Linked DNA regions of Mus musculus: regions 1, 2 and 4 are each linked to region 3. Evidence: chromatin loops called from intact Hi-C (ENCODE). Cell type or tissue: heart. All regions are shown on one strand. Region 1 holds the start of Aifm1 (apoptosis-inducing factor, mitochondrion-associated 1). Region 2 holds the start of Bcorl1 (BCL6 co-repressor-like 1). Region 3 holds the start of 9530027J09Rik (RIKEN cDNA 9530027J09 gene). Region 4 overlaps Rab33a (RAB33A, member RAS oncogene family).

What was found. Peaks named below come from ENCODE experiments on the same cell type or tissue, not always from the same donor. Only the 100,000 strongest peaks of a DNase experiment are listed, where the experiment ranks them.
Region 1: it touches region 3 in a loop (2.0-fold over the local background); 2 of 42 quality-filtered maps call a loop at or near these places.
Region 2: it touches region 3 in a loop (8-fold over the local background); 18 of 42 quality-filtered maps call a loop at or near these places.
Region 4: a loop joins it to region 3, with 2.4 times the contacts of the local background. A loop is called at or near these places in 5 of 42 quality-filtered maps.

The regions. Positions count from the first base shown.
Region 1 is chrX:48,510,023-48,518,022 of GRCm38, forward strand. It overlaps Aifm1 (apoptosis-inducing factor, mitochondrion-associated 1), which reads right to left and starts at 3,541. Exons shown (of 16, transcript NM_012019.3): 1 at 3,214-3,541. The coding sequence starts at 3,316. It also overlaps a transcript of Rab33a not described here. In heart, no CTCF peak of the experiment used is centred here; a DNase peak (open chromatin) is centred at 3,519; H3K4me3 peaks cover 2,283 bases; H3K27ac peaks cover 1,237 bases.
Region 2 is chrX:48,336,433-48,344,432 of GRCm38, forward strand. It overlaps Bcorl1 (BCL6 co-repressor-like 1), which reads left to right and starts at 4,926. Exons shown (of 15, transcript NM_178782.4): 1 at 4,926-5,051; 2 at 6,369-6,448. In heart, no CTCF peak of the experiment used is centred here; DNase peaks (open chromatin) are centred at 4,899, 5,519, 6,529 and 7,199; H3K4me3 peaks cover 3,945 bases; H3K27ac peaks cover 2,836 bases; H3K27me3 peaks cover 3,256 bases.
Region 3 is chrX:48,281,046-48,289,045 of GRCm38, forward strand. Utp14a (UTP14A small subunit processome component) reads left to right here. Exons shown (of 15, transcript NM_028276.1): 15 at 1,017-1,404. The coding sequence ends at 1,286. It overlaps 9530027J09Rik (RIKEN cDNA 9530027J09 gene), which reads right to left and starts at 4,381. Exons shown (of 4, transcript NR_045916.1): 1 at 4,350-4,381; 2 at 2,521-2,602. In heart, no CTCF peak of the experiment used is centred here; DNase peaks (open chromatin) are centred at 3,736, 4,256 and 4,716; H3K4me3 peaks cover 2,377 bases; H3K27ac peaks cover 1,994 bases; H3K27me3 peaks cover 2,374 bases.
Region 4 is chrX:48,528,338-48,536,337 of GRCm38, forward strand. Rab33a (RAB33A, member RAS oncogene family) reads left to right here. Exons shown (of 2, transcript NM_011228.2): 2 at 1,312-1,903. The coding sequence ends at 1,767. Among named protein-coding and RNA genes, the nearest start is that of Rab33a, 13 kb to the left of the region's middle. In heart, CTCF peaks have their summits at 4,077 (motif pointing left) and 4,279; no DNase peak of the experiment used is centred here.

The DNA.
Region 1 (8,000 bases), 230 kb after region 3:
CTCACTATGTAGCATAGGCTAGCCTCAAAATCTTGGCAGTTCTCTCCTCCTACTGGGAATATAGGTATGAACCACAACTTTGGCATTGACTAATAATAAAAAAGAATGATAATTATACTACCATATGAATCATTCTTACAAGAAACACAAAAGAAAAAAATGCTTTAGATAACAAAAAAGAAAAAGAGTTTAAAAAAAGAAAAGAAGCCCTTCATCAAGAACTCAGTATGTGTCAGAAATTGTACAGAATGCTTAGGACATGAGAACAAGCTGGGGTGGTGGCCCACGCCTTTAATCCCAGCACTTGGGAGGCAGAGGCAGGTGGATTTCTGAGTTCAAGGTCAGCCTGGTTTACAGAGTGAGTTCCAGGACAGCCAGGGCTATACAGAGAAACTCTGTCTCGAAAACCCCAAAAAAAAAAAAAAAAAACCAAAAAAACAACCAAAAAACAAAAACAAAAAACAACAAAGAAAACAACAACAACAAAAGAACTCTAGAGGCTAAGACAGAAGAAGGACCATGAGATCAAGATTATACTTAGCTACACAGTGAGTTGTAACAACTGGAATACATACCAAGATCTTGTCTCAAAGTATCAATGTGCCATTTGGCACTACCCACAATCTAGGATTCTAGGCCACCAAGAGCTCAGTTTCTTCTTTAAAGATGCAAAGATTCAAGACAAGCTATTGGTGACCACCTTTAATCCCAGCACTGAGAAGGCAGATCCAGGCAGACCTCCATGAGGCCAACCTGCTCTATACAGTGAGTTCCAGGACAATCAGAGCAGCATAATAGATTCTGTCTCCAAAAAAAGATACTATGATTCCAAAGAAAGAAAAATGTAAGTATTTGAACCTTAGGTCAGGGAGTTAAGTGATCAGTTTGATCACAATAGGCAGCATAATGTTTGGTGAATAAATAAAATATTATAGAACACAAAATATTTATTATCAACCCCTTCTGCTGCCCAGTAATAGATGCAGGCACAGAGTTGTGATTGAGTTACCCTTAATCATTTCTAGAAAGAGGCAGAAAATCCAAATAAAGCCGAACAGCAGGTATTGAGGTTTCAAGACAAAAAGCCAGGTGTGATGGAAATGAGCTTTACAATGGTGAGAAACGTAGATGACGCCGTTCTAATGCAGGCTTCAAGGTTTACTAAAACAAGAAAAATAAAAGCAAAGAAGAAAGACTGCTAACAACCTGGCAAAGCATTGGGGGAGGGGATAAAAGAGGGCAAAGTGGTACATAGACCTTGTCTCTTACCCACCTCTGTGAAAACATAGGGCAGATGCTGTTATGTGAAACTGAAATCAGATTAAAGGCAACTGGCAAATGAGCCATAAAACATTCATTCCTACAATGACATTACCATCATTTCTTTTGGAAACTGTATTCCCTACCCCCCACTCATTTTTAAAGCAGGTGATGTCATCCGCTGGTACATGGACAAAGAAGTGTGTGCAAAAAGATGGATGGGTATTGCAGGAAGTCCTGGTATTTTCTACAGGAGAGGCCTTCAACCGCAGCCATGCAGTGGGGAAAAGGCATTTCAGTCCTGTATTTTTCCACAGATCTAATGTTATAATCAAATGAATATTTAATTGATGAGAACATTTGGTTAGCCACCAGAATTCTGGTAAAAAGCTATGTATTTAGCAAAATAAGTGCACAATATTAGAAAGGGTAGTATCTTTGGGTTGTCTAAATTTTTAAATATTTCTCCACAATTTACATAGAGCACCAGTGCTTCCAAGTACAGAACTCACACAAATTAGAATTATATTCACTGGGTTTTTAGGAAAACTAGAGGTGGCTTTTTTTCTAAAACAGAAATTCTTAAGTTCCAAGAGGTAACTGGGATAACATTGACTTTTTTGAGATGGGCAACTATATAGCCGTGACTGACTTAGAGATTCCTATGTACACTAGGATGGCCTTGAATTCTCTGAGATCTGCTGCCTCTGCCTCCAGAGTCCTAGGATTAAAGTCATATGTCACCATACCCAGCAGATAACACCCATTAAGAATTTTTTCTTGACATGTACGAAGTGGACAAACTATCCAAACACATTTGCAAAGGTCCTAACAATCAAAAAGTATTTCCACTTCTTATTCCTAAACTACAGAAAAGGCATCTGAACTTCAAAAAAGACTCCAGGGTAACATTTGATATTATAAATGTAATTACACTAGGATGATGATTTTTTAAAATGTTGATTTAAAAATACACCTTGGAGATTGTGGAGGGGGGGCATTCATTCCCACAAATCTGTATAGGTAGAAAAGATGATGACTCAAACCATGCTCAGATAAACCCATGGATATCAGAAGCACAATGGGCTAATTAGTGGAAAGAGAAGCGAATTCATTCTTAACTGTTTCAGGTCAAACTTTAGGAAGTAGGATTGGCGTGTAGCAATAGGATCAGGGGCCTAGAGACTAGCAGAGTAGCTTTAGCTCTACCTACTAATTATGTGACCTTCTGCAAGTAATTTCACCTCTTTGTTCCTCAATTTATTATCCATAAAATGAATGGGTTGGTGTTGACCACAAAATTCCTTCCAGCTCTAAAGTTTGATGAGACAACTTCCCAGAGAACAAATAGAGGGGGATCGAAAAACGTTCATTGAAGCGTGTAAGCCCACCACCAGGAATTCAACTATCTGGCCATCTCAAGGCAATCTGAGCTAATTCTCTTGATATCTGACATACAGTTTCTACTGGTGATACACCATTGCCACGTCGTAGGACAATCAAATGTACAGCTCTCACGTGGAGTTTTGGGAGGTAAAGCAGATAATCTGAGTTCCAGGAGAAACTTGTGACTGTGTCCCAACCACTAAATGACAACATCCATCTGACCTCAATGCTTTAAAAAAGGCAAGGTGGCAGAGGATGGGCAATATGGTCTGTTATAGCCAAGCGTTCTGTTATCCCCAAATCGCAAAGCCTCCCAGAAGAAGGCCTCATGCTGATTTCTGGGGTTCAAATCTCTTGAAGGTCAGGCCGGCATAAGTATGCCTATTCCTCAGCTTGGAAACTCTTGGGTTTATATCCCGCCAATTTGGAGATTCTTGAGACTGTGAAAGAAAGTTCTTTTTTTTTGAAGGACAGGGGAGCTCTGCGAGGGATGGGGAGCCCATGGCACCTAGGCCATTGGACTTTGAAGTAGGATAAGGGGTTGCCTGGGACAGGTCAGCTAGTCACCTGGAAGCCGGTTCCTCTGTTTCGGCCTCTGGACGTACACCGTCCGCACCAAGGGCACCAGTTTCTGCTTGAAAGCACCCGCCAGGCCTCCACACCGGAACATTTCGGCGATCACTCCTCGGAAGCTCCCGCTCCTTCCTTTTCCTTCCACGCACCGTCGAACGGGTCGAATACCACGGGCTCGGGTCCGCTCCCCCTCCCGTCACACGCACACTACGCAGGCTCCTCCTCCCAGCCCCGAGTGGACATTGGATAGAGGAACCGGCCCACTAGAGCCAGGGGGAAAGGCACTGAGGCTGGAGACCCACTGCGCAGGCGTAAGACTCAGCACCGCACTGCAATTGGTCCCACAGCGAGGAGGTCGGCGCATGCGTCCGGCGGCACGCGCGCTGCAAAGCCCCGGGCCCCGCCTCCGCATTTGCAAGTTTCCCAGAGTTAGCGGCCCTGTAGTAGGTTGAGCCGCTTAAGAAACCTGGACAAGGGACACTCCTGCCCGGAGGCAGCGGGTGGGGCAGCCGCTGTGTAGGTAATGGGGACTGCTAGCAAAACGGTCACCAAAACTGACCTGAGAACTTTACTTTCTGGTTTGTTTTTTGTTTTTTGTTTTTTTTTTTTTGTGCGTTTTAGGCAACTAGCTAGCCGGCATTTAAGCCTTTCTGAATCTCTTTCTGTGATCCAATTCTAGTCTTTCCCCCAGTCTTAGTCATTACACCCGACTTCCTGAATCCTGAATAAATTCCATCCATGTTTTAAAACTAACTGGCCATTTCTTGAGCAGCCCGGTTTGTTCGTTTGTTTGTTTTTGGTTTCTTTTTTTTTTTTCGGAGGTGGGGGGGAGGCGGGATGGAGTGGGACGTGTACTTCACGTGTTATATCTCCGTTATCACTGTCATATGTATCAAGTGTTGTGGATAGTCTCGCGCTATTATGGCTTTCGTGCTTGAGAAGAGAAAGCTGACAAAAAAGTTTGTGCCTGACAAATTTTCTGTGAAAGAAATTCTAAGCAGGACTTAGAAAGTTGTGGGAGATACAGAGTGAGAACTGAGAGAAAGTAGATATTTTGCTCTCCTGTGGGAGTTTTGAATTGCAGATTAAGTATTTATGGAAACTGTGTGTAGTGGCCTAACACCTGAACTCCCAGACACAGAGGCAGAGACAGAGACAGACGGACAGCAAGGAAATTTGAGGCCAGCCTTGTTCATATCAAGCCTGCCAAGGCTTCCTGGTGAAGATGCCCTGTCCCTTATTATGGAACAGTACTATATAGAGGCTTCTGTGGATATAAAAACATGGAAAGTGATCACTGTAATGGGATCTATTGTCATTTAGATGATACCTATCACAGAGCCACTGCAAGGAAGGAGTTTGGGACAGAGTCACTAGTGGAAGAGAAAGAATAGTATTTCAGAGGGTAAATGCATTGAGGCCAAAAGTAATATTTTTAGGGTTTAAACATATTGACCTCCATAAACATATTTCTCCTCCATAAGGACCTAGGTTTAATCCTGCCTCTGCTACTTGGACAAGTCACCCAGTTGGCTTCAACTGACCTGGAGACAGTTGGACTTAAGGATGAAAAGCTATAAGCCGGGCATGGTGACAATACCTTTAGTCCCAGCACTCGGGAGGCAGAGGCAGGTGGAATTCTGAGTTCGAGGCCAGCCTAGTCTACAAAGTGAGTTCCAGGACAGCCAGGGCTACACAGAGAAACCCTCTCGAAAAACAAACCAAAACAAACAAACAAACAAACAAGGATGAAAACCTACAGTTTCTCAGCGCATGGAACTAAATTAGGAATTAGAGACCAACCTGAGCAACATAGACTGCTTCAAAACACTGAAAGGCTGGGAGTATAGCTCAGAGGCAAGATGTTTGCTAAACATTCCAAGGTCCTCTTTTCAGTTTGAAGCAGCACACAGCCCCTATCCAAAGTTTAAAAAAAAATCAGAAATAAAGTTCAGTCTATTTTCAGGAAACAATAACAGAAGACTTGCTGTATTAGGAAGTAGTGATAAGGAATGCAACTGCATCGCAGCCAAACTTGAACTGTCAAATGAATTTGAAAATGATGAAATTCCTTTTTTTTATATATATCTTGGTGGAAGGGAATGACTAAAGCATAATTTAGGAAGTTTAACCCAGGAAGCAGGATTCATTGCATGAAAACACCCAAAGTTTCATTATCTGTTCAGCAGATTAGATCAGTGTTTAAAATCGCAAGTCATGAAGCCAGGAGTGGAGTCATATACCTCTAATGACCGCACTTGGGAGGCAGAGAAAGGCAATCAGGAGTTCAAGGTCATCCAGTCATCCTCAGCTATTTGGTGAGTTAGGGGAAAGCTGGGACTACAAAACACCCTGTCTCGATAAGAAAGGAAGGAAGGAAGGAAGGAAGGAAGGAAGGAAGGAAGGAAAAGAAAGAGAGAGAAAGAAAGAAAGAAAGAAAGAAAGAAAGAAAGAAAGAAAGAAAAGACTAACAACAAAACAAGCTGGATGTGGTAGCACATGCCTTTAATCACAGCACTAGGGGGACAGATCCAGGAGAATTTCTGTGAGTTGGAAGCTAGCCAGGACTACATAGAGAGACCCTGTCTCAGAAACAGATGCTAAAAGACAGCTACCAACCCTATAGGTGGAACAACATTATGAACTAACCAGTACCCCGGAGCTCTTGACTCTAGCTGCATATGTATCAAAAGATGGCCTAGTCGGCCATCACTGGAAAGAGAGGCCATTGGACTTGCAAACTTTATATGCCCCAGTACAGGGGAACCCCAGGGCCAAAAAGTGGGAGTGGGTGGGCAGGGGAGTGGGAGTGGGTGGGTATGGGGGACATTTGGGATAGCATTGGAAATGTAAATGAGGAAAATACCTAATTAAAAAAAATGACAGCTACCCCCAAAGCCTCAAAACACAGTTAGTAACATTTTAAAGATTGATTTTATATGTATGACTGTTTTGCTTGCATTTATGTCTGTGTACTAGGTGTATGGTTGGTGCCCTCATAACATTAATTAGGCATAGTTGGCTATGTTGTAGGTGCCAAGAAGTAAACTTAGTCATCTGCAAGAACAAGTGCTCTTAACCACTGAGCCATCTTTCCAGCCCTCAAGATTAATTTTTTTTTTTTTGAGAAAGGGTTTCTCTCCATGTAGCCCTGGCTATCCTGGAACTTGCTCTGTAGACTAGGCTAGCCTCAAACTCACAGAGATCTGCCTGACTCTGCCTCTGCCTCCTGAGTGCTGGGATTGAAGACCTGTGTCACCACCTCCTGGCTTTGAATGATATTTTTCATCTAAATCTGCTTTGGGGGATTATTATTGAAAATATCAATTCCAGAATAAAATAAATATATTTTATATTATAATGACATTATAGATATTGCTTTTTGTTATTTCTAGAAACTCACTGAAGGTCTGAGGCAAGACAGCCCTTGAGCCCAGCAGTTTTGGGGAGCAGCATGGAACAACGCAGTGAGATCCAATCTCTCTCTCTCTCTCTCTCTCTCTTTTTAGATTTATTTATTCATATATTTAAGTACACTGTAGCTGTTTTTAGATGCACCAGAAGAGGACATCTGATCTCATCATGGATGGTTGTGAGCCACCATGTGGTTGCTGGTTGTGAGCCACAATGTGGTTGCTGGGATTTGAACTCAGGACCTTCAGAAGAGCAGTCGGTGCTCTTAACCACTGAGCCATCTCTCCAGCCCCCCCCTTTTTTTTTTGGTTTTTCAAAACAGGGCTTTTCTGTATAGCCCTGGCTGTCCTGGAACTCACTCTGTAGACCAGGCTGACCTCGAACTCAGAAATCTGTCTGCCTCTGCCTCCCAAGTGCTGGGATTAAAGGCAGACACCACCACCACCCGGCTTCTCTGGATGGTTTTAATGTTGTCTAGTATAATCAAGGGTTTTAGAAATGGGTGACCCACACGTATAGTAAAGGGCTACAGCTATATCTCCAACTCAAGAATAAGATTAAGTAGAAGGCTGTATTTTTAATAACTTGAACTTGGCTGAGCACTCACATTCCAATGTGCTTACACACACATCACTCAGATCCTGGGCTGTTTTATTTTCCTGTAGAGGAATTTTAATCCCAAACATGGCTGCTCTAGCAAGGGACCACATCCAAAGATCTTCTGGAATACACAGACACATCTTTAATCCCAGGAGACAGAGGCAAGCAGATCTCTGAGTTCAAGGTCAGCCTGGTACAGAGTAAGTTTCAGGTAAAGAAAAGCTTAGGTCCAGGCATGGTGGTCCACATCTTTAATCCTAGCACTCAGGAGACAGAGGCAGGCAGATGGAGCCAGAAGATTAGAACAGATGGCCAAAGTTAGTATGAGGCCAAGCAGAGCAATCCAGTCAGAAGCTGAGAGAAGCCAGTTTGAATCAGTCAGCTTAGAGAGGAGTTTGGGCCAAAACAGCTGACTTGAACCAGTCAGACAGAATTCAGAAAGAGCTAGAAAGGATGGCCTTATTCAAAAGTAAGCCTTAGAGGTTGAAACCATTCTGGGCCTAGAGTAGATTATACAGAGTCTAGAAGCTTCCAATCCTAGGCCTAGGTTAGCAGATGGAAGCTGTAAGTCTCTGAGATGACAATTATACCAGGTGAACAAAAGTTACTTTTACATTTTTCCTTAGTGGGAATGGATTTCATTACACTGAGGCTTCCTGTAGATCAGCCTCACATGCAAAATGGCAGCTCATGTGTGCTGCTGGCTCCCCTGACTTTGATGACATTAGCAATATCTCATATGTTGATGCTAATGGTATATGTCTGTG
Region 2 (8,000 bases), 55 kb after region 3:
GGAGTAGGCATGACTAGTGTTTGCAGACTAGTCATCATTTCTTTTTTTTCCCTCAAGATTTATTTAATTTTTTTTTTGTTTTATGGTTTTTTTTTTTTTTTGGTTTTTTTTTTTTTTTTTTTTTTTTTTTTTTTTTTGGTTTTTTGAGACAAGGTTTCTCTGTATAGCCCCGGCTGTTCTGGAACTCACTCTGTAGACCAGGCTGGCCTCGAACTCAGAGAAAGAAATCTGCCTGCCTCTGCCTCTCGAGTGCTGGGATTAAAGGCGTGCGCCACCATGCCTGGCTAAGATTTATTTAATTTTAAAGTATATCTATATTTATGAGTTTGAGCATATGGGTGCTGGTGCCAGTGGAGATCAGAAGACAGGGTTTGATCCTCTGGAGCTGAAGTTGTAGAAGGCTGGTACTGCCTGTGTGGTTGTTGGAGACTGAATTTGATCCTTTGCAAAACTAGCATGCACTCCTAACTGCTGAGCCATCACTCCATGACCCATCTTTTACCTTTAGCACTATGTGGTTTTAGGCGTGTTTTGTGGGTTTTTATTTTGTTCATTCGTTTGTTTGTTTATATTTGGAGACAGGGTTTCTCTGTGCAGCCCAAGCTGTTCTGTCAACTCTGTAGATCAGACTGGCCTTGAACTCAGAAATCCACCTGCTTCTTTCTGCCTCTGAGTTCTGAGATCAAAGAAAGAAAGGCATGTGCCACCAAGACCAGCAGGATTTTTTTTTTCTGACAAGATCTTAGACTAAGGCAATGCATTCCTGTTTCAACCTCCTGAATGTTGGGATTACAAACCTGTGCTACAAGGTTTAGCTTGATTAAGAACCATGTTAAACCAGTTGGGTGCCACATGCCTTTAATCAGACTACTTGGGAGGCAGAGGCAGGAGATTGTCTGTGAGTTAGAAGCCAGCCTGGTCTACACAGGGAGTTCAAGGCCAACCAGGATAACTTAATGAGACTTTATTTCAACAGCAACAATAAAAAACAAAACAAAACAAAACAAAACAAAAACCCACCTCATTTTGTTAAGGAAGATGGGGAATGCATTTGGAGGGCAGAGGCAGGCAGATCTGTGCATTCAAGGCCAGCCTGGCCTACATAGTGGCCAAACAGGACCTATACAATGAGATTCTGTCTCAAAAACAAAACAAAACCAACCAACAACCAACCAACCAACCAACAACAACAACAACAACCCCCCAAGAACCAACAACTTGTTTTAGGGGCAATGGGGAGTGGTTTCTGGATTGCTTGCTTGCCCTGCAAGGCCTCAGAGATGTTCTTAGCCTTCTTCCCCATTTTCCCCACTGTGAGAACAAAATCTAGAAAGTTGTTGGTTACAGAGCTAACTTTAACCAGACTTGCTGTCTCTCTGTTTAGGCTAGGGGTGCTGAGAGGGCAGAGGCCCGGCCTTCCTCAGGCCGGTTTGGTTCATCCTCAGGCTCTCAGGGAGCTTGCACTTAGCTTGCAGCCATTGGCCTGCTGCTGGAATAATACATCTGCAAGCCTTAAGCCTGCTTGCACCTGGGTTTGTTATTTGTTAGTTGCCTGAGATTTGCAAATGACAAATAGGGCAAGAAACCCTCCCCAATCCCACCTGCCCCTGGAACATAAAGTGGAACAGGCTGGAATGCTGGATGAGAATGTGAAAGATGGGCAAAACATAGAATTTGGAGAGAAAGGAGGATGAAGAGAATGGAAAGTGAAATGCTGGAGACCACACCGATACATCAACACCCACGAAGGCCTCTTATGTCCCTTTCCCTTACTTGGTCCCCCTTCAACCGGAGTGACTTGCAATGAACTGTTCTACTGTCCCGAGACACTGCTTTCTGCACCTGACTTCATCTTCAATTGGCTGAGGTGCTCAACAGGAAGGGAGAACCAGAAGCTCCCGATTTGCTTCGTTCTGATAATTCTAAAAATCTCAATCAGTAGGATTCTTTTTTTTTTGCCATACGGCTATGCTGTTTTACTAGAGAGACAAGGCTTTTGATTGCAGAACAAAGCAGAGAATTAACATAATTATCCTTGTGGATTTAGTCCAAGGTTGGTTTGGATCCTAAATTACCCAGGGACCCTCTAATGCCCTGCTTTGTCTGCTAAGCATCAGGAGGGCAGGGCCCAGTTCAGTATTGTTCCTAGGTCTCTGTGCTACACCTAGGGAGCCTGTGGTGGGTCATTGCTGATAATAACTCCTGCTTAAGTGCAGCAGTTTACGGTGCCCATAGGTTGTCTCTGTGAGGATAATACAGCAATGTACACTGGTTTCTGTAATTTAGAGATGGGGGAAGGGACACATAATGAAGAACATGGCATCAGGCTGGGACTACTTCTTGGTCGAATATTAGGGTTTGCTAGAGCCACCACTGCTAGTTATCAACAAGGTAGGGCTGGGCTCTGGTTTTTAGACTCTTCCTAAACATTCTTCTTTATATTGTACCTACATCTCTGAGTATCCTGACCCTCTCTGAGTGTCCTGTCTGGGTCAGTAGATGTTAGGCATGGGAGAATTGAGAAAGACAAATTTCCCGAAAACGGCTGTTTTGGCATTTAACAAAAGTGTTGTGTTATACTGAAAAGAATTACAAATGTGGCATCGGGACTATTGGGATTCCTGGCTCAGAAACTCACTCTGTGACCTTGAGCACGCCACCCATAGAGGCTTAAGAGACTCAGTTTCCTCAATAACAGAACCAAGAACTATAGTGAGAAACAAATTGAATCACATAAGGGCATTGTAAACACTCTGATGCTATACAAAGGCAAGGCATTTTTATTATGGTTATGTTGTGGTGCGAGCCTCAAATAAAATAATCATTGTTATCTCCATACTTTAAAGGTTTCTCACAGCTATCCCCACACTGATCCTTGATTTCCCATCATCTCCTGTAGGACAGGAAGTCTGGTCCCCAACAGGAAAGGGCTCAAAAAAGCTCCAGCTTCACCCAGGAAGCAACCAAGCAACCGTCTTCTCCCCAACCTTTATTTTGCAGTCAAATGGTAAGAGACAGACTAGTGAAAATTGATGTGTTTAACATCCATTTCAGCCTCAAAATGGGGAGCAGAGTAACCCTAAGGTCCTAAGTAAGGCCTTAAGATTAGTGGCGATTTAGTAATTACCAGAATAATTAAAATCAGCGAAGACAGACAACTTAAAGCAGGATAGGCAAGAGCAAGGCACATGGAGGTGATTTCCCTGTTAAGTGATGCATATTGAGTTCATATGTTGATGAACTCAAACATATTTCTGAATCCTCATTTTTGCTTGGTGCAAAACAGTTTTTAAATGTGGGTGTGGGTGTGTGGGTGTGTGCACTGGAGGGCAGGTGTGGCCAAGTAAAATAACTAGTGAAGAGATTCCCAAAGGGGGAAAATTGGGTGGCCCTACTATATATACATTGCTCGAATTAGTGGTGAGGGTGGTGAGGACAGGCAATTGGGGTACTAACAGCAGATCTCAGACAATAGCAAGACCACCAGAGCCTTAGCTGCTCTCATATACATCTCTCAGACCAGGTGAGGGGAACAGCAGGCAAGTCTCAACTGCCATCCATGAAGACTTCACAAAGAAGAAAACAAAAACAAAACACCCCCTAGCTCAGAGATGGAACTTCTGGGCCTAGAGGGGTGGGAATGGGGGGTGGGGGTAGGGAGAAGAGAAAGTCATTAATTCAGCAGGGTTTCCTTCTAGTTCAAATGACCTCTCTGGCTTCCTTAGCATAGATAAATATATACTAAATAATATCAATATGTCTGGACATAGAGATTATTTTCCCAAGTTCCTGTTATTTCACATCCTGTTTCGAATCCTTTAGGAACTGTTGACTATGTTTCCTGATACCCTCTGGGTAGAGACAATACCTTGGAAGTCCTCACCATCAGATCAGGGTTGGAGCTGCTAAGAAACAACCTAAGACTGAAAGTCATGTCAAGCAGCAGCTTTCCCTCCTCAAAGCCTCTCTCCTTGGAGTTAATGTAAGTCAGCAGAGTTCGAATGTGGTCCACAAGCCTATAAGCCCTTCAAGTCTCAGGGATGGCCGGCGATATAAACACAGGAAGGATTTATACTCCCTTGGCCTGGCAGGCGGTCGTTAGGGTAAAGGGGAAGGGTCAGGGGACTCAGATTGGTGTCTCAAGAGCCCAGAGGGAAAGCAGGCAGAAACCAAGCCCTAGGTCCTTCTAGGCAGATTTCCCTCTGCAAAGTCTTGCAAGCTTTCCTCTTTATAGACCTTTCGTCCCTTCCTCCCTCGGGTCTCCCCGCCAAACCAGATGCCTCCACACCCTAGCAAGTGATATCCACTGAGGGTGACCCAAGGTTTTTGCAGCCTGGGAGGTTGCCACGAAGAGTGGGCCGAGCGGACTCGGGAGGCGAGGCGAGGCGGCGAGGACCGGGCATTTTTTCTTGCCCTAGCACCTGTCCCACTTCGGCGCCCGGGCTAGGACTGCGCCTGAGCGCGGCCTCAGTGCTGGAGCGCCAGAACCACGCGCGGAGGTCGCCAAGGGTGGGGAAGTGGGGGGCCCGGAGGAAGGGCGGGGTGTCTGGCGGGGGCGTTCCCCTCGGGCGAGACCCCCGCCCTCCTACATAGACCGAGTCAAAAAAAGAAAAAAAAGAAAAGAAAGAAAGAAAGAAAAGAAAAGAAAAAAAACCAACAACAAAACGGGGAGAGCGTGTTACACATCAACCAGGAGCGAAAACGATCGCTCTCCGACCCCGAACGGCGTTGCGGCACCCCCCCCCCCTTCCTGGAGCGGAGGACTGGCTGGGGAAAGGTGGCTCCGTTCTTCCCCGTGGCCAGTGCGGGGTCTGCGGCTGCCCAGCGAGGTTCCGGCTTCCCTGGGGCTGGTAGGGGGGAGCCCCGAGAAGTGCAGGCCCGCCCCCTTCTTCCTCCTCCTTCCCCTCCTCCCCCACGTGTCCTCCGGGAGCCCAGCGGCCTGATCCCAGCACCCCCCCTCCCGCCACCTCCCTCCTACTCCCGCTTCGCCCGCTTCCCGGGCGGTGTGGAGAAGAGCAAAGTTGCGACAGCAGCCGGGGGGCTCTGCCCAGGTGAAGGGGGCGCTGTGACGGGGGCGGGAACGGCGTGGCCCTGCGGCGGGGGCGGGGGGGGGGAGGATAAAGAAACTTGCTTTTCGCAGCCCCCACCCTGCGCGGGTTCGGATCTTGCGTGATCCGAGCCCTCGTGGAGACGCTGCACCGCCGCCAGGACCGAGGCCGGCACCCCGAGCCGGACTCAGATAGGGACCGCGCGTTCCGGCGGGCTGCCGAGGGCAGGCAGGCCGGCACCCGGGCAAGGGCGGGGTGGGTGACCGTGCACCGGACCGAACCGCGGACTCTGGCGGCGTGGGCGCGGGACGAACCGGGACCGGGCCGAGTTGGGTGGCGAAGTAGGACGTGGATTCGGGGGGCGGGGCGCAGCGGGAGGGGGGAGAGCAGGCCCGGCCCGGCTGGCCTGGGCGTGGGGGTGGGGGGCGAGTTCGGGGCACTTGCTGGGCTCTGGACCGAGCGCTAGGGCGGGGCGGCGCTAGGGGCTGGGCCCGACCGGGAGGAGAGGGCGAGGGGAGGGAGAGCAGGGGGTGGAGTAGGGGCGTGGAGTTGCAAGCGGGGTCTGGCCTCGGCCGGGGGCGAAGGTAGATCTGCGGGGCCGAAAGCGGAGGGAGGGAGGCCCGAGGCAGCGCGGCGGCAGCGGCGGCGGCGGCGGCGGCGGCGGCGGCGGCGGTGGCGGCGAAGGCCAGCTTCCGCGGAGTTTGTGCCCGGGCTTCCCAGCTGGGCTCCGGTCGCCTCCCGCGCACAAATGGGGTTAGGGGACTGACTGGTAAGCAACTCCCGGTGTTGGACGGGCTTCCCAGGCGATTCCCGGAAAACCGAGGGAAGACGCCGTCTGCAATATGCCGCACCCCACCACTCCACCTCTTAGCATCTGGATTCTGCTCTTCGGGGTCGGTGGACCCTTCCCCACCACAATCCTTCCAATCTTCCAGCACCCCTTCCGTCTCCCTCTTATCCTTGGCCATCTAAATCTCCTAGTGGTATGCTTTGGAGGGGTGGAAGGCGTCGAGGGCTGCACTTTCCCTCCCTTGGGGGCAGCCTAGTTTGTGTCTTATTCCTGCCAGGTAATGTTGCTTGGCATGGTGTGGACCTGGGGTTTAGATAATTTAAGCCCCGGATCCAAGCTTTTTTGATGGCTTTTAAGGAAAGGGACGGATCCCTGGATTTTCATGACCAGAATGGGGTTTGAGGACTGGAGTTACTCTCAGCTCACTTCCAGTACCAACCTCTTTACTATGAACCATTTCTGTGGGGGCTCGAACGTGGAGGGTGGGATACGGGAGCATTAATGTGCTTTGCTTCTCTGTGTTTCCACAGGGTCAGCGTGGTGAAGGACAGCTAGTGTCAGAGGGAAAGTAGACACTAGTCCAACTACGGCCGCCCCCACTAATACTTCGGTAAGGGGGACACGACTAAGGGGATGCTGGTGGGTTGGGGCCCAGTATAAGAGTAGAGGTGGGTAGTCGCCCCCAGGACTCTTTCCTGGCGGGGAGAGAAAGGCGAGCCCCTACTTCGGGGAGGGTTCCGGGGAAGGAGATGGAGGGTGGCGACTGGGGGGGGTGCGGGAAGAATGGAAGAGTCACACCCTGCTTGCAAGGGGAGCCTCCCTTAGGCTCCTGGGAAAAGGGGACTGAATACGTGTGCTCTGTGGTACCAGGGCAGGGGAGATCTGGGGATGGTTCAAAGAGTGATTTGCACACTGGTTCTGGCACTAGTGGCCTGAGAAAGTCAGGTTGGGGCATAAGGTGGAGAATGTTGGAAGGAAGGCAGACAACCAAGCCTCTGGCCCCAGTGCCCAGATCATTTCCCTTCCTCAACCTCCCTCCTAAGGGGCATCGGGGTGGGGGGCGTGGAGCTCTTGGAGCCCCGCGGATTGAGTGCCTCCGCCTTTCTTGGGAGTCTATCTTTTTGCCCAGCTTGCTACAGCTACCACTGCCTCTCTCTCTGGAATCTGCTCGGTTCTCTCTGCGATCCCCTCCTCCTCCTCCTCCTCTCCCCTCCCCTCCCAGTGTCACCGGGGCTGCTTGGCTCTGCCCCCTTCGCCGCCGCTTGCTCCCAGCTTTAGTCCCTCCTTCTCATGCTTGCTCCCTCCCTTCGCCTCCTCCTCCCCATCCCCCCCCTCGCCAAGGCCGCATTCTGGGAGTTGTAGTCTCTTGCAGCGCTGGCAGGCGCCGCCCGCGAACAAGGCTGGACTCGACTTCCCGTCGAGCCCTGCGACCGGCACCCACTCCACCAGGCTTCGCTCACACACACAGACACACACACACACACCGCTCTCCCCCTCACTCTTTCGCTCGCCGCGGCGCTGCCAGTGTGTGGCTCTGTCTCTCCTCCGCTTTGCTGAGCCCTCCCTTCTTCCTCTCAGTTCCTAGAGTCCGACCGCCGCCGCCGTGAGAGGAGAAGGAGGTCGGTAGCGATAAGGGGCGGAGGGGGGCATCGGATGCCGGCAGTGTTAGGCGGGTGGTGGTTCAAAGAGGGTGAGAGGGAGCTCGGGTGGCGGCCTGAGCCTCCCTGCGGAGCCGACCCGGGAACAGGTGCGTCTTTTTTCTCTCTCCCCCAACCCCTCCACCCCTTTTGACTCCCTGGCTTTTTCGTATTCCCCCACCCGCTTCTTTCTATCCTAAGCCTTTCCCCAACCCTGTCCGTTCCTCTTCCCTTAGCTTCTCAGCTTGCCCCCCGGGGGCGCCGTCCTCTTCGTGTCCCCGGACGTAGAGCTCTCGGGAGCTCTCTCTGTCCTCGCCCCTCCCTTCGGGACAGCTCCCCTCCACTTCCACCTTCGTACCCCATCCCTGCCCTGCCCTATCCCCTTCTCGACCTCCTTCTCTTTTAGCCAGGTGAGACTTGTTCACCAGGATCCAAGAGAGTCTTCCCCTCGGCTGGGCGGGGGTCTCCATGGAAACGGGGGTCTGTAGATCCTGGGGCGGGGGGGGTAACCATAGGAATTACCCC
Region 3 (8,000 bases):
AGTCTTCCTAGAAGGTAAGTACTCTGCTGGAACGGAACTCAAGACAAGGGCCAGGAGTGCAAGGGTTCTATTCTCTCACACTACTCTTACTTTATTTGGAGAAATCACTTCCCCTTTCTAGATGCCTGTTAGTGCTAAGGGGGTATTATCTGCCTGGGGCAACCAGCTCTGCATCCTCTAATGCCTTAAGAGGATGGAGCTGAGCACAGGCACCTGGAAGCATTCAGGATTCAGATTTTGTTTGTTTGTTTGTTTTTCGAGACAGGGTTTCTCGTGTAGCCCTGGCTGTCCTGGAACTCACTCTGTAGACCAGGCTGGCCTCGAAATCAGAAATCGGCCTGCCTCTGCCTCCCAAGTGCTGGGATTAAAGGTGTGCATCCCCATGCCCAGCAGGATTCAGATTTAAAACATCAACCATAAAAAGGAGTTGAGTCGAGCATGATGGTACACGCCTTTAATCTCAGCAGTCAAGAAGCAAAGGTAGAGGAAAGTAGATCTCTAGAGTTCAGGCCAGCCAGGGCTCCATAGTGACACTCTGTCTCCAAAAAGAAAAAGGAAGGAAGAAAGGAGAAAATAGATAGCATTAAGAGAAGGATCGGAATCCATAAGGATGCACAACTATTCCGGGGCTTCTTGCAGTCACAAGTGTTGTATAGAAGCACCCAGTGGTTAACAGCCTTGAAACTGGTGTGGCCAGACAGAAGTGCTCTTTTGGGTTTTCAGTCCCAAAACCGTTTGCTAAGCTTGAGAGAATAGGTACCAAATAACTTCGAACAGTTTACACTCCTAAGATTGTATGAGAACAGTTGGCTGTTTTGGACTCTTAAAAAGCTTACCCCTCTATGGTTGTCATATAAAACTGAACTACTTGGTACAGGCTGGCCTTAAACTTGTGATCCTCATGTCTCAGCCATGCAAATGCTGAGATAGCAAGCATGAGCCACTGTGCCTTCTCTAAGCTGCCTTTAGAGTATTGCACCCTAGGCCTTACACTGAATCTCTTCTTTCCCTGCCAGGTGCGGGTCCTTCCATATCCGTTCACCCACCATCAGCAATTTGAAAGGACCATCCAGAATCCTATAGGATCCACATGGAACACCCAGAGAGCATTCCAAAAGCTGACTGCTCCCAAGGTCGTTACCAAGCCAGGCCATATTATCAAACCCATAACAGCAGAGGATGTGGATTGCCGATCTTCCCCAAGGTCTGACGTGCCTGTCATGCAGAGCAATCCAAAACAACACTCCAAACATCAAAAACAACGGAAGAAAAGCTCTATAGGTTGAAATATCTGAGGAGTGTCCTCTGCATGGTCTATGCTGCAAGATGAATTCCAAAACTGGTTTAACACTGTGTGTGTAGTTAAGCCATATCTGAGAAATAAAGGCATTTTTTTTTACCTTTATAACTCGACTACCTTCTGTATTATCTATTTCCCTGTTGAATCTTCAGGGGAACTTCCTTTCATTACCAAGACTTGTTAGCTGGTCATGAAAACTAAGGAAATTATCCCAAGTCTCTAGTTTCACATATATCACCCATCAATCATGATCCAGTGTGAATACCAACTTATAATCAGGGGTTGAGAAAGTACTGTGTGGTTTAACCTCTGAATCTAGAAGCATGGACAAACCACAGCTGGATCCTACCCTTGATTGATCATAGAACCAAGCTGAAGGGAGATCTAACCCCGAGGAGTTGTAACTTAGCTTTTTGCATCTGTGTGCTTTCCAGCTTGTTCAGGTTGCTGTACACAGTGTCATTTGGAGATGTAGCTCAGAGGGGAATTTGGTTTCCTCTGAGAAATAAACATTCTATCCTACAGGAAGTTCCCCAAACATTAAGGCAACAACACAGAAAAGCTTCAGGAACTCCCTAAAACTGATTTCAGCCCTTCAGCACACCCTCCCCATCCCCCAGCCAGAGCAAATGATAAAAGCTGAGAGTCCACAGATGGAGAGAGACAAGCTGCAAAGACTAACTTAAGCTAGATGATCAGCTGCCTGGAAGAGGTTTAGACCCACCAAGGCCCCTGGAAGGGACTCTCTCCAGCATGTTGAGCTGCTTTCTGGCAGTGCAGTGTGCTCCAGGTCCCCAGCATTGTGAGCTGTCACCCACCCGTGCTTTGGTAGGCTTTGGTAATACAGCTGGGTTTCAGTCATTTTGCTCCTGTACACAAGCCCAATAAAACTCATTGGTTCACCAAGTTGAACTTTGGTGGTATCTGTACTTGGGTCTCTCTTGGGCTTCCTGTCTGGGGTGAGCAGACTTGTGTCTCCCCAGAAAGGATTTTTTCTTACATGACAAGTGTACCAGCCTATATACCTACAAGGCCCAGGTTTGATCCCCCCCCCCCCCCAGCAACCCCTAAAAGTAGAGCCATGGAGGCATGTCGACAGAAAGCTGAAAGAGCAGTATCGGTTTTTTGTATGTCTTCATAGTAACAAGACAGGCTTTTTCCTCACTTTACAGGGACACGTATGCAATCTCAGAAGTAAACGTGTTTCCTTTCTAACTCACCCAGCCAGTTCCTCACCAGGGATTCAAGCAGGATTCAGCCATATGGTCATTAACGCGGACTTTTGTATCCATGGGTGGCAGGCTGGTGGTGTAATGCAGTGGCAGCATTAGTGCTTAGCATGCCCAAGGCCCTAAACCACGCTGCACCTCGTGTTCTCTAGGGGAGACTCACCCCTCAGAACCTTATCACAAGATCCAAACTCAGAATATGCTGGAAGGTGTGAACCCCTCTGAGACACACTATGCTACGGTTGCAGCTTTAGACCTTTAGATCACCGGTCCTATTGCTACCATGGTTTTGGGTCTTTACAACCCCCCACCCACCCACCCATTCCATCTGGACCTCTGTCAGGCATGCTACTACTCTCCAAATGAATTCCAAAATGGTTAGACCTCCAGCTGCCTACCTACCAATACCTTGATTTCCATACGATAAGATTTCAGAGAATGTGATAAGTCCCATGTTACATGGTGAATCAGGAACTAGAACCTTAGGCTAACTTGGAAGTCAAAAGTCATACAATTTTTTTTCTCCCAGAATTTCTGAGTGGTAACTGTGTGTGCTCTTACCAATAGTCCTCAGGAAGTACCTGGGACTGGCTGTCAAGGGAAATAAATATAATGAGTAGTGTTCAATGCCCAAAGGACATTTTTTAACTTATGCACTGGCTTGAGATTGTCCATAATCCGCTCCGCTAGCTGTCACTTAAATCGGTAGCCAGTGAAGGGGAATGAGGAACCTCTACCTCCTCCTGCCTCCATTTAAGATACCTCAACATTCTTTCACTCTTAAGCACAAAGCTGCCATCTCTGTGCAAACCAGTTCCCAAATCGAAGCACCAATAAGTGGACAATTCCGGGTCTACTTTCTCGGGACCCTTCTGCGCGATGTTTGCGCCATACAACACTAAAGTGATGCAAGCCACCCCATCCTTCGAAGGCGAGGGCAGACGCTGGAACATGACATAAACGACGCCCACTCCCCGTTTTCCAAGCCCCCAAACGGATTCAATTGTTGTTTCGTGGGGCTCTTTTTTTTTTTTTTTTCCTTTTCTTCCTCCGAACCTCCGAAGTGTTCTTCCTTCCTATTGGCCAAAGCTGCCCCTTGACGCCACCCCGGCTTTGCTTACTGATTGGTCGGCTCTGGATGTGCCCAAGCCTTTTTCCCAGGGTGTGGCGCCCCCCTCCCGCCCCCAACAGGGTTCTGACCCCTGGCTCCTCCCTTCCCCCAACCCCCCCTCCCGTTCCGAATGGTACCGCCCTGGCTCGGCTCCCCCATGGCCCGGCCGCTGCCCTTAGGGCCCCCGGACGGGGCGGGGCACATTGGGGACGGGCAGAAGGCGGTGGTGGCGCCTTCCTGCCGAGCCCGAAGCCACCCCCGCCACCCTTCTACAACCCTCTTAGGTTCCACTTTCCCTTGAGCAGTTTTCGCCCTCCTTAGTAGCCCTGTCCCGTCTGTTGCAGCCCCCACTGGTCTTTTGGTCATCCCAAAGGGCAGCTTTCAATCCCAGCCCTCCGCGCTTGATACACGCCCATCAGCCTCCACCCTTGGGTTCTCGAAAGGCTTTCTCCCCGAGTCTGTACACCCTTCCCCTCCGGGTCCCTCTTTCTAGCGGACTGTCCATCCATCCCCGGGACCTCCCTCCCTGTGTGTGGCCGTTCCTCCCAGCGGCCTCCACTTCACGGTGTCCCCTCCCCTTCGTGGCCAGCGTGGTGGAGCACTCCTGCCCCCCCCCTTTCTCTGTACCCCCGCGCTCTCTTATGCTGTCCCTTCACGTCCCACTCTAAGTCCCTCCCACGCCATTCCCCCCACACACACACTCACACACCCCTCCCTGCGAGTCGTCCCCTGGCGCCCCTCCCCTAGCCCCCGCTTGTCTATGCCCCTCCCACACACCCGGTCCTTTTGTCTCCTCTTTGGTCTCTAAGTCCCCCGCCCCTCCCTCCCGCCCGCCCTCGCTCCCCGCGAGCACGCTCTTATCTTCCCCAGGTCCGGGCGCCCCGCCCCCTGGCCGCGCCCCGCCGGCTCCCCTCCCTCCCGCGGCCCCATCTCCACCCTCGGCGCTCCGCCCCCCCCCCCCCCCCCGCCAATCCCCGGTGGCTCGGGGCCCTCCAGCCGGGCCCACCTCCCTCGTTCCCTGGTTCGCTCCTCCCGCCACAACCTCCGCAGATCCCAGACCCACCCTTTTCGGGCCGCGGGCTCGGGCTCCCGCGCGTTCTCCCCACACTTGCACTCCTCCCTCCGCCCTGCTTTGCTACCTCGCCCAGGCCCCAAAGTCGCCCGGTCCGGGACACGGTGCAACCCGCCCTCGGGGAAGCCTCTTTCTTTGCAATGGTGCGGGCACCGCACGATCGGACCCACAGCCCTAGGAGCACAAACCCAAACTGGGCCAGTCCTGGCCGCCTTTACATAGTCCGGCTCTCGGAACCCGCCCGGGACCTTGTGCCCGTCGGAAGAGTATAGGGACCTGCTGAGCGCGGCTCCTCTGGCCTGCCCGGCGCGCCCAGGGGAGACACTGCGACCAGAATGCCAGGGATGTCTTTACCCAAAGCCTCCTTCAGTCTTCACCCAAAACCTGTGCATTCAGTAGGCTGCTCCCACCTGAGGTCTCGCGCTCAGCGGGCCTAGGTTGAGATGCTGTACCGAAAATCCTCCCAGCATCAGGGGCTGTAGTTTAGTTATGGTCCATCGGGCTCCATCAGTGAAAACAAGTGATAAGCCCTGACCACCCAGGGAGACAGGGGGCATGCACTTCTCAGCCTAGTGCTTTGTATCAACTGTCTGCAGGTGGAGGGCCTGGAACTAAACTCTTTCATCTCAGGTGAGGGTTGTGTCTTAAGTAGAGAACCAAGCCACAGGCCAATAACTAAAAAATATATCTGTTCCATAATGCCGACGTTGGCGGTATCTCTCCCCTGAACCTCTTCTGCCAAAACCTTATTTACGCAGCAGACTGGAAGTTCTTTGAAGGAGGTCCCTGTTCCTCACCCTAGCTCACTCAATGGATCTCTTGTGATTGGCAGATAACTGGATGTGTTTGTTAACTGCCCGCCTTTGTGACTTAAGGTTGTAAACTGGCAAGGGCCAGGACCAGTTGGGGATTACTAGCTTGCGCCAGGCACAGCATGGTGCCCAAAGGGATGGACAAGCAATGGTGTGTAAAGCTGATGAAAGTACTTATGCAGGAGGCAAATGCCTGCCTCTGGGTCTCCAGAACTGTTCCGGAACTGCACCTGAGTGAGGGAGAAACTAAGGAAGCTGCTTTAGCTCGTCTGCAATCCAAAGCAGAGCTAGTGGCGCCAGGTATATAGTTCTAGTCACCAACTGAATACAAGTGTTAGCACTATCCACTTCTGGGAGTGGGTTTGCAAGGAGACATAAAATCATCCATTTCAGTTTACAACGGAAACCGAGAAAAAGTAAGTAGGCAGGACTTTCTCACTGTGAAACAAACTGTCCCATATAAGGAACAAACCTGTAGCTCTTCATCTACTTGTCCCCAGGTCGAGCTGAACCCCAATCTGTCATTTGAAGAAGCCTGCAAACAGACTGGACTCCATCAGCAGCACTTACGGCGGGCTGGGAAGGTAGGGGTGGGGGACAGTGCAAAGACTCCATCCTCCCATTTATGGGTATATTCATCCTGAGCTTTGCAGCAGCTCATTTGTAACCTGCTCACTTTCGGGCTAGTAAAGCTCCCTGCCCACCTCAAAACCCCACCCCTCCCTAGTTGCTCTGTGTCCCCTGTTCCTCCTCAGCCCTACACTGTCTTCACCCAAGCCAGCCTGCTCTAAATGGACTCGGTCACTGATCCAAGCAGAAACTGAAACAGTAACAATCAGACAGTGTCAAGAGACTCCAGCAGAGATGCCTCGGATCGCCCGGCCTCCTCCTCTGCCTTGGCACAGATGTTCTTATTGTCCAAGAAAGAAATACCAAATTCCCTCTTCAAGCTAGAGAGGGGATATTGCAAGGCTTATCCCCAAGGCCCAGCCCAGTTCTTCTGCCCCCTGATTATTCATCAGTTGGAGACTGTCACCAGCCCCTTCCCCATGCTAGCCAAGATTTTTCTCCCCCTCACCACCGAAGAGATTAAGGGGAGTGGGACTGAAGCTGCAGGAGATCACTGAACTGTTCCGCAGTTCTCTTTAGGGACTGTTAGCACATCAAAATACATATTTGGAAAATGTTCACAATTAACACTGGGGGAAAAAAACAGTAAACACAGTGTCACTTTGCCAGGCTCAACAGTTTTGTTTTGTTTTGTTTAAATGCTAATGGCCTCAAATGGGGAGCAGCATCCATCAGTTAAATAAACAAGCCATTAGACTGAGACTAGAAGTGTCAACACATGACTAATCTACTAATTGGGAGAAGCCATAGAGTAAGCGAAGAACAAGGCAGCAAAGCATGCTGGAGGCTGTGGAGTGGACAACTCAAGCACTTAGCACGTGGGGCTCAGAGCCAGCAAGACCTAAGTTTGAATCCTGCCCTCAAACAGTTAAAAACAGTGATGTCCTGGGTGAGTTGCTTCATTGAAACATTCTGTAGAATGGGCATAATGATGGTACCCCATGTCACAGGATTCTTAGAGGCTGAACTGAGACGATACCAGTAGAGCTGTTGGCACTCGGCTTGCCATATCACCGGCATTCCATGCCTGGTTGCCTACTCCTGATAACATGGGGTACCTTGCAAACAGTGAGCACATTTTAAAAAATGAAAAAGCATTCAGAATAGGAAAAACTGAACACAGTTTGTAGGCATTCATGTCTCCTGTCCCCAGGTCCCCAGCCTATATATATATATATATATATATATATATATATATATATATATATTAAGGGCTTGATTTTGGTTGATTAATTTTAATATGTTTGCATTGAATAACTGGGAGTTTTGGGTTTATTTTTGAGCTAGGATCTTGTATAATCAGACAGTTCTCAAAAATCCCTATATAACTGAGGACAGCCTTAGGCTCTTGGTCTTCCTGCCTCCACATACCTGGTTCTAATGTCCTTTCTTTCCTTTGTTTCAGAAAGAGTCCCATTATGTAGTGTTGATTGGCCTGGAACTTGCTAGGTAGATCAGGCTGGCCTTAAACTCACAGGAATCCACCTGTTTATTCTGCCTTTCCCGTGCTATAATTAAAAATTTATTCACCCCCACACCCTAGTTGTAACTTCTTACGAAGGTCATACCTTTAACCTGAAATTCACTCTAGCACTTAAGGATCTAGTGTCCTATCTCAAGGTTGCTGAATTCTGGGGTCCTCTCTCCTACCACTTACCAAATAGACTTGAGGTAAGCTGGCCCTCAAAGTGAGATCCATCTTGGTGGCATCCTAGACACCCTTCTCTACCCAGCCAGACCCACTTCATCGTGCTGTTGACTGTTCTTGGTTACCTTACTCTTACGGTATATGGAGACATGTGGTGCCCACTGTATTGACAGGACTCAGAGTGTAGAAGGGAAAGGC
Region 4 (8,000 bases), 250 kb after region 3:
TAACTTGAACTATATAGCAAGTTGGAAGCCAGTTTGAACTATATACACATTAAGGCCCTGTCTCAAAACAATAGCAGCAAAGAAAACAAATATTTCCTGTATTCGAATAGCTATTACCATTCTGATATATATAATTCTAGACTTTTCTACAAATATATTTATGTTATATGTTTTTGAAAATTGAGACTATGTCATATGAAACAGATTTGGGATTGGTTAAAATTTGAGTACACCAGCCCTGAAATGTTCTTTTATCTGTTTTCTCTTTCTCACTTTGTCTCTCTGGTCTTTTAAGACAGGGTTTTGTCATGTAGCCCAGGCTGGTCTTGAACTCTCAGCAATCTTTTTGCCTAGCTCTTACGGATTACAGGAATTGCTGTAGTTGCAGGTGTGAACTGGGGCAAGCATTCCTCTGTGTGTGTGTGTGTGTGTGTGTGTGTGTGTGTGTGTGTGTGTGCACACACGCCCGTATGCTATTCCTCTCCCAGTGAACATTGTTTCCTTCAGGAGCAGTAACGCCGTGATGAAGATATTTTCACAAAATTTGAGAGCATCTTTTCAATGCCTTTTGTATAGATTCCTGAAAGCAGGATTATAAGTCTTAAGAGTCGTGGACGTTTTAAAGATTATTGATAAAATTATCATATTGCCCTCCAGGAAATTTGACCCACATGGGTATATTTTTAAATGATTTTTAAAGGATTGTTTTATGTGTATGAATGTTTTGCTTGCATATATGTGAAGTGCACTATGTGCATGCCCCGGGCTAGCCAAGGTCAGAAGAGGGCATCCAATCCCTTGGGACTGTAGGTACAGGCAGTTATGAATTAGTTACCTTATGGGTGCTGGGAATCAAACTTGGGAACCTCTTCAACAAGTGCTATTAACTACCGAGTCATCTCTCCAGCTCTTGTGTACTATTTTTATACTACAACCCTTAAACTTTTCACTCAGTATTTTCATCCAGAAAGAAAAAAAAACACTTAGCAAACTATAAAACTACACTCTGGGGTCTATATTGCTAAGATATCGAGAAGTACTTGCTATATCAGGCCTTGTAACCACCTTTTCTAATGTTTTAAAGAATATGCATTTGTTTGAGTTTTTTTGTTTGTTTGTTTTTGAGACAAGGTTTCCTCTGTGTGAGAGCCCTGGCTGTTCTGGAACTCAGTAGACCAGGCTGGCCTTGAACTCCCAGAGATTCATCCATCTCTGCCTCTCCGCTGCTAGGATGTGCCACCACTGGCCAGCTCCGACGATGCTTTTTCTCTTGTTTCCTTTTCTGATTTTACATATGGGCTTTTGTTGCAGGTTCAGGTGTGGGACACGGCAGGCCAAGAACGCTTCCGTAAAAGCATGGTTGAGCATTACTACCGCAACGTGCATGCCGTGGTCTTTGTCTATGACGTCACCAAGATGACCTCCTTCACCAACTTAAAAATGTGGATCCAGGAATGCAACGGGCATGCTGTGCCCCCACTCGTCCCCAAGGTGCTTGTGGGTAACAAGTGTGACTTGAGGGAACAGATCCAGGTACCCTCCAACTTAGCCCTGAAATTTGCTGACGCTCATAACATGCTCTTGTTTGAGACATCAGCCAAGGACCCCAAAGAAAGCCAGAATGTGGAGTCGATCTTCATGTGCCTGGCTTGCCGACTTAAGGCCCAGAAATCCCTCTTGTACCGTGATGCCGAGAGGCAGCAAGGCAAGGTGCAGAAACTGGAGTTCTCACAAGAGGCTAACGGTAAAGCCTCCTGTCCTTGTTGAAGCCAAATGGTGTCAATATTCGAGAATTACCACTGGAGTTTTTCCTTTCCCTTTTTTCTGTGCCTGCATAATACCTACACCTGCTTGTTTCCATACAAACTAATATCAAAATAAAATTTGTATAGATTATCACGTGGCTTTGTGTCTTGCTTTCTTCCAGGAGACTTTTTTTTGGAGTGCTGACACTAGAAGCCAGGGCCTCGCATCTTGATAATAAAAAGCTACATCACTGAGCTACATCCCCACCCACAGAGGAGGGTTTTGACAGTCAAATGTCTTTTGTTTGTCTGTTTGCATGTTTGTTTGTTTGTTGTCTCTCCCCCCCCCCAGACAGGATTTCTCAGCCTAGTCCTGGCTGTCCTGGAACTCACTCTATAGACCAGGCTGGCCTCCAACTCAGAGATCCTCCTGCCTCTGCCCCCCCAAGTGCTAGGATTAAAGGCGTGCATCACCCTGAAGTTGTGAGATGAGATGTGGATTTAACATTTCCCGTTTTTCCGAGGTGTGTGGCTTGGATGTCTTGCTTCCTTTTCTAAAGTATAAAAAGAAGCAGCTTCACATTCCCAGTTCTTTCACAAAAATCCCATTCCCCACCAATTTCTTTTTTTTTTTTAAAGATTTATTTATTTATTACATGTAAGTACACTGTAGCTATCCTCAGATACTCCAGAAGAGGGAGTCAGATCTCATTACGGATGGTTGTAAGCCACCATGTGGTTGCTGGGATTTGAACTTCGGACTTTCGGAAGAGCAGTCGGGTGCTCTTACCCACTGAGCCATCTCACCAGCCCCCCCACCAATTTCATCATGAGAAGTTGATGTTTATCCCCTGTTGGTCTAATAATAATACATGTTATGCAAAGAATGCCATGGAATATGTGTTACAGGAAGACACATCCTGTCCAAAGGCCCCGTGACCCAGTTACAGAATAATGCAACTACTTACAAACAAGACTTCAACAACGGGGGCTGGTGAGATGGTACAGTGATGAAAAGCCCTTGCTGTTCTTGCTGAGGACTCAGGTTCAATTCCCAGCATCTACATCATGGCTTACAACTGTCTGTGAGTCCATTTTCAAGGAATGCATGCCCAGTTCTGATCTCCTCTGACATGTGGTGCACGTACATACAAAACATTCACACACATAAAATAAATCTTTAAGAAATAATAGAATTAAGCTGGGCAGTGATGAGTACACCTTTAATTCCAGCACTCAGGAGGCAGAAGCAGGCAGAATTCTGTGACTTCAAGGCCAGCCTACTTTACAGAGCAAGTTCCAGGGCAGCCTAGGAACCTTGTGTCAAAAAAAAAAAAAAAAAAAAAAAAAAAGAATCAGACAACAGTGAGTATAGGGTTATGTTGTAAGAATACAGAACACTGTACACTCAACACCAGTGACTGGTGCTAGAAAAAAAACTGTATTTAACTTGTTTTCATTTTATTTATTTATTTATTTATTTATTTATTTATTTATTTATTTATTTATGTGTGGGGAGTGACAAAGCATGCCAGAATATGTGTGGAAGTCACAGGATGGCCTGCAGGAGTTGATTGTCTCCTGCCACCACGAATTGAAAGTCACATCATCAGACTTGGGAGCAAGCACCTTTACCCACTGAGCCATCTCTCCAGCCCATTTATTTGCATGTTAAGTAAAAGTAGGGTATTTGCTCCTTTGGGGAAGGCCAGTTTCTCAAGGAACTCAGAATGATTCACACAACGAACCCCCCTGGGTTAATCCAAGTCCTTTAGCTACCTATGTCCCTAAGGGCAGTGCAGGGCTGTTAGGATCGATGAAATAGCTCATTGGCGAGTCTCTTGAATTAGTGGTTCTCAAATGCTGGTTCAAGCTAACCTCAATTAGTTACAGTACAGAATTCCAACCCAGTCTATCTAGAAGCTCTAAAGTGGGGCTCAGGGATTTGAATTCTTAAAGTGTTCACAGATGATCCTGTGGTGCCCCCATGCCTCTCTGTGTGTCGCTTTCTCTAAGCTGTCTGGCAAGCTCTAAAGGCAAAAGCTATCTTTCTAGAGCCACAACATGAAAGCCATCTGTGTGAACAATAGGGGACACTTCGAGTTTCCAGGGAACTCAACTGGGTGAAGTGGATCCTTTCAGGCCTTGAGCAAGAAAAATGAAACTATTTTGGTCACGCTCATTGTCCTTGGGCTGTTTGCCTGAAACTAGTAGGTAAGAGCCTCTTAACTTCAAGAGACTTGGGAAGACTAATCCTGAGTATAAACACTTCCACACTGAGAGCCACTCTAGATGCAAGAGACAAAATTGGCTCTAGGGGGAGGATTGCATGGCTATCCCACGCCCCCTGCTGGTGAAGTTAGTGAATGCAGCAAAGTGGTTCTCTAAGTTCCTGAATGTTTGCACAAAGCAGCAAGAAGAAATCCTAGTCCCAACTCAGGCACTCAAACAGCAGAAGCTAGGATATCCTTACAAAAGGAAATGGCCTGAGGTGTCCTGGGATTACTCCCTGTCAAATCGCTCGGGCTTCACTCTCCCCAGGGAAGCCTGTGAATCTGCTCTGCTAAGAATCACGGCACAGCAGCAGCGTGGACAAACAGGGAGAAACGAGCCCATTTCACCTGTGCAGTGGGCAGACGCTGAAGCCAGGAAAAGTAACTCGTCCTGTTGCTTTGGGGGCATATTGATTGCCTTTGAATTAGTGTCTCACTCTGGAACTCAGCCTTTCCACGGGCTATGATGCGGCTGAACCAGAACAAGAAATGAATTTTATGAGTGGCTTTCATCCTTTGGTTTGTACTTATTTCTTCCCCAGTAAGTATTTCATCTTAGATGTCTAGAAGAGGCTTTAGGTAGACTTATGGGTAAGAAACCTGGCTGCCTTGAGCCTACCCACCAACCCCTCATGGAAATCAAGATACTTCAAATAAAGTGGTGCCAGGCAGTGGTGGCACAGACCTTTGATCCCAGCATTCAGGAGATAAAGGCAGAGGCAGAGGCAAACAGCCAACAGAGTGAGTTCTGAGACAGCCAGGGCTACACAGAAAAAACTTGTCCTGAAAAACCAAAAATAAAACAAAAAAATAAAATAAAACAAAAATAAAAATAAAAACAGAAAACCAAATAAAGGGGAGCTACCTCCGATATTGTCCTGCATATCCTTCCAGGGACCTCACTGAATGGAGTCAGACTATTCGACAAAGAGGTTAGCTCTATTCTTCTTAGTTTGTATGTGGGTTCCTTGGCAAGATCAATGACCCCAATTCATACAAGAATGGATTGACAAGATCAGTTCTTGTCAAGATCTTGTCAAGATCATTGATTTTTTTTCAATTTATTTTACATATACACAGAAATTTTCACAGCACTGGATTCTGAAGAAATGAGCAAAGCATGATGCACTCATACTTTTTAGGTCAAGGACAATAGATTTGTAAAGTAATAACATGATAGTTTGTGATCTGGGCTAGGGTCAGAAATTCTTTTTTTAAAGATTTATTTATTATTATATGTAAGTACCTCTGAGCCATCTCTCCAGACCAGGGTCGGAAATTCTAAGGTCCTTACAGAGATAAGTGGTGGCAATGTATTGGAAGATAAGGGTTACATCAAAGAGTTTGTTTATTCAAGGTTACTGTAGCCTTAATGACCAGTCTTTTGTGACCAAGGCCCTTTCCCAGCTTTGGTATGTGCGGGCCATCTCTCCTGAAAGAACCATTATGACTTGCTGTATGTCGAAAATGCAGGCCAAATGGTCCTGCCCGAAGTTACATGTCCTTTTGCCTTGAAGTAATCAGTTGACCAGTCTGGTTTATTTAGCCATGGCACTTGGTTAGGATTAACTCTCGTTTGCTGCCTTTATGTTTCCCACTGAATTAATGACAGCTTTAGACAATTGCTATTTCCTTTTTGAATCAGTGAGTCGCTCTGTAGCTCAGGATTTCCAGGAGCTCAATATGTGACAGCTTAGGCTGAGACTCTCAATTCCTCGGCCTCAGTCTCTTGAACACTGGGATGGCAGGCATGCACTACCCCTTCATTTGGGGAGTAGCTCAGCGGTAGCGGTAGCGGTCGCACACTTGCCTGGTATGCATGAAGACCTGAGTTCCATTTCCAGCACCACCACACACACACAAAAAAAATCAATCAAAACCAAAAAACCCAACCTCTCTGCCCCCCAACCTCCAAAAACCTTTAGTAGTAGGAAGAAAATGATCTAATTTTACTAAAACAAGGCAAGGAAAATGACTTATCATTCAAATGTCAGTACTTCCTGATAACATTACTTCCAGAAAGATGTTAACCTGGTGTCTTCATCTATAAAATAGGGTTGGAAATCTTTTGTTCAGGAATTCTGGAAGATTCAAGGAAGATAACTTAAGTGAAATGTAATTTTTGGATAGATATTTGTATATTGTATTTTCCACATATTGTTGTGTGCTGTTACACTTGAGAGGTGTCTCTAATGTAGCCTTGGCTGACCTGGAGCTTGCTATGTTCTATACACCAGGCTGGCCGCACATTCCTAGAGATCTGCCTGCCTCTTCCTCCCCAGTGCTGGGATTAAAGACCTGTGCCACCACCACTACCTGACCCTGAATCAATTTTGCAAACTATTTCCAGGGAGGGAGGTGAGGTGAGAGGGCGGGGCTGGGAGGAGAGGATGAAGGGAAACCTGCATCCCGGATGTAAAGTGAATAAATAACTTAGTTAATAAAAATATTTCATATTGTCTCTAGGGCATTTTGATCCAATCAATAGAGAGGCAACTGTTTAAATAGCCTACTCATTTACTGACAATTATGGTCAGAGGCTCTGAAGGCTTGCTTAATAGTAATATCTCATTCCAGGGCTGGTGAGATGGCTCAGCCAACAAAGGTGCCCATTGCCAAGCTTGAGTTTGATTCGAAGAACTCACATGGTAGGAGAAGAGACTTCCTAAAGTCTCTTTCATGAACTTATGTGCATGTGCACACTCATACACATAAACTCATAATAAATGACTAAATAAATGTAATAAAATTAAATAAAAGCCCCTTCCCACTAGACTATGCTATAGTTCATCGAATCAGATAGATTATGATGGAAAACTATGGAACAGAAGGAAATGGAGATCATGGGTAAAGAACAACCCCGGACATACTTTTTAATTATTTCAAAACAAGGACATTTTTACGATTGATATAACATATTTTCAAAAATTAAAAGCATTGAGAAGGGGTCTGGAGAAATGGCTCAGAGAACACTGACTGTTTCTCTGAAGGTCCTGAGTTCAAATCCCAGCAACCACATGGTGCCTCACAACCACCTGCAATGAGATCTGATGCCCTCTTCTGGTGTGTCTGAAGACAGCTACAGTGACAGCTACAGTATACTTACATATAATAATAAATAAATCATTTTTAAAAAAACATTGAGTAAATAGCCAAGATTTCTGAAAGTGAATTCCTGGTAATAACTAATAAAAAATTTTGGAGTAGGGATTCGAAATATAGCACAGAGTAGCCTCAAATTATCCTGCCTCTGCCCCCATCGTGCTGAGATTACAAGTGTTCACCAGCTCAGGCAAAATCCTTCTGTTAATGGATCCCCAGGCATTGTGTCACGTGCCTATAATCCCAACACTTGCGTGGTTGAGGCTGCAGGATGAAGACTTTGCCAAGCCAGGCAGTGGTGGCACACACCTTGAAATCCTAGCACTCTGGAAGCAGAGGCAGGTGGATCTCTGTGAGTTCAAGGCCACTCTGGTTTACAGACTGAGTTCCAGGACAGCCAGGCTACAAAGAGAAACCCTGTATCAACAAACAAACTACCACCAACCACCACTATCACCAACAACAAACCCAAACAAGAAAACAACAACTACAGCAAAAGTTTGAGGCCAAACCTCTGCTAAAAAAAAAGACTAGGGTTGTAAGTAACTGATAGTGTATGCTTAGCATATGTAAGGCCTTGGGGTCAATGCCAAGCTCTACAAAAAATCTTTTCTTCTAAATGTAAGAGGTTTTCTTCTAAATGAGACAGGATTCTCTCTCTATATATATTTATATTTCTGGGTATTCAAGGACAGTCTGTTGTACATAGTAAATTGAAGGCCATCTAGGGCTACATAGTAAAAGTTTGTCTCATTCCATGCCATCCCAAAACGAACAAACAAGCAAGCAAACCCACACAAACCCACAAGCAAAACTATGTCCTCCACTCAGCAGCATGGTATTGCAAGACCTGAGATGATAAATAAAAGCTACGGCCGGG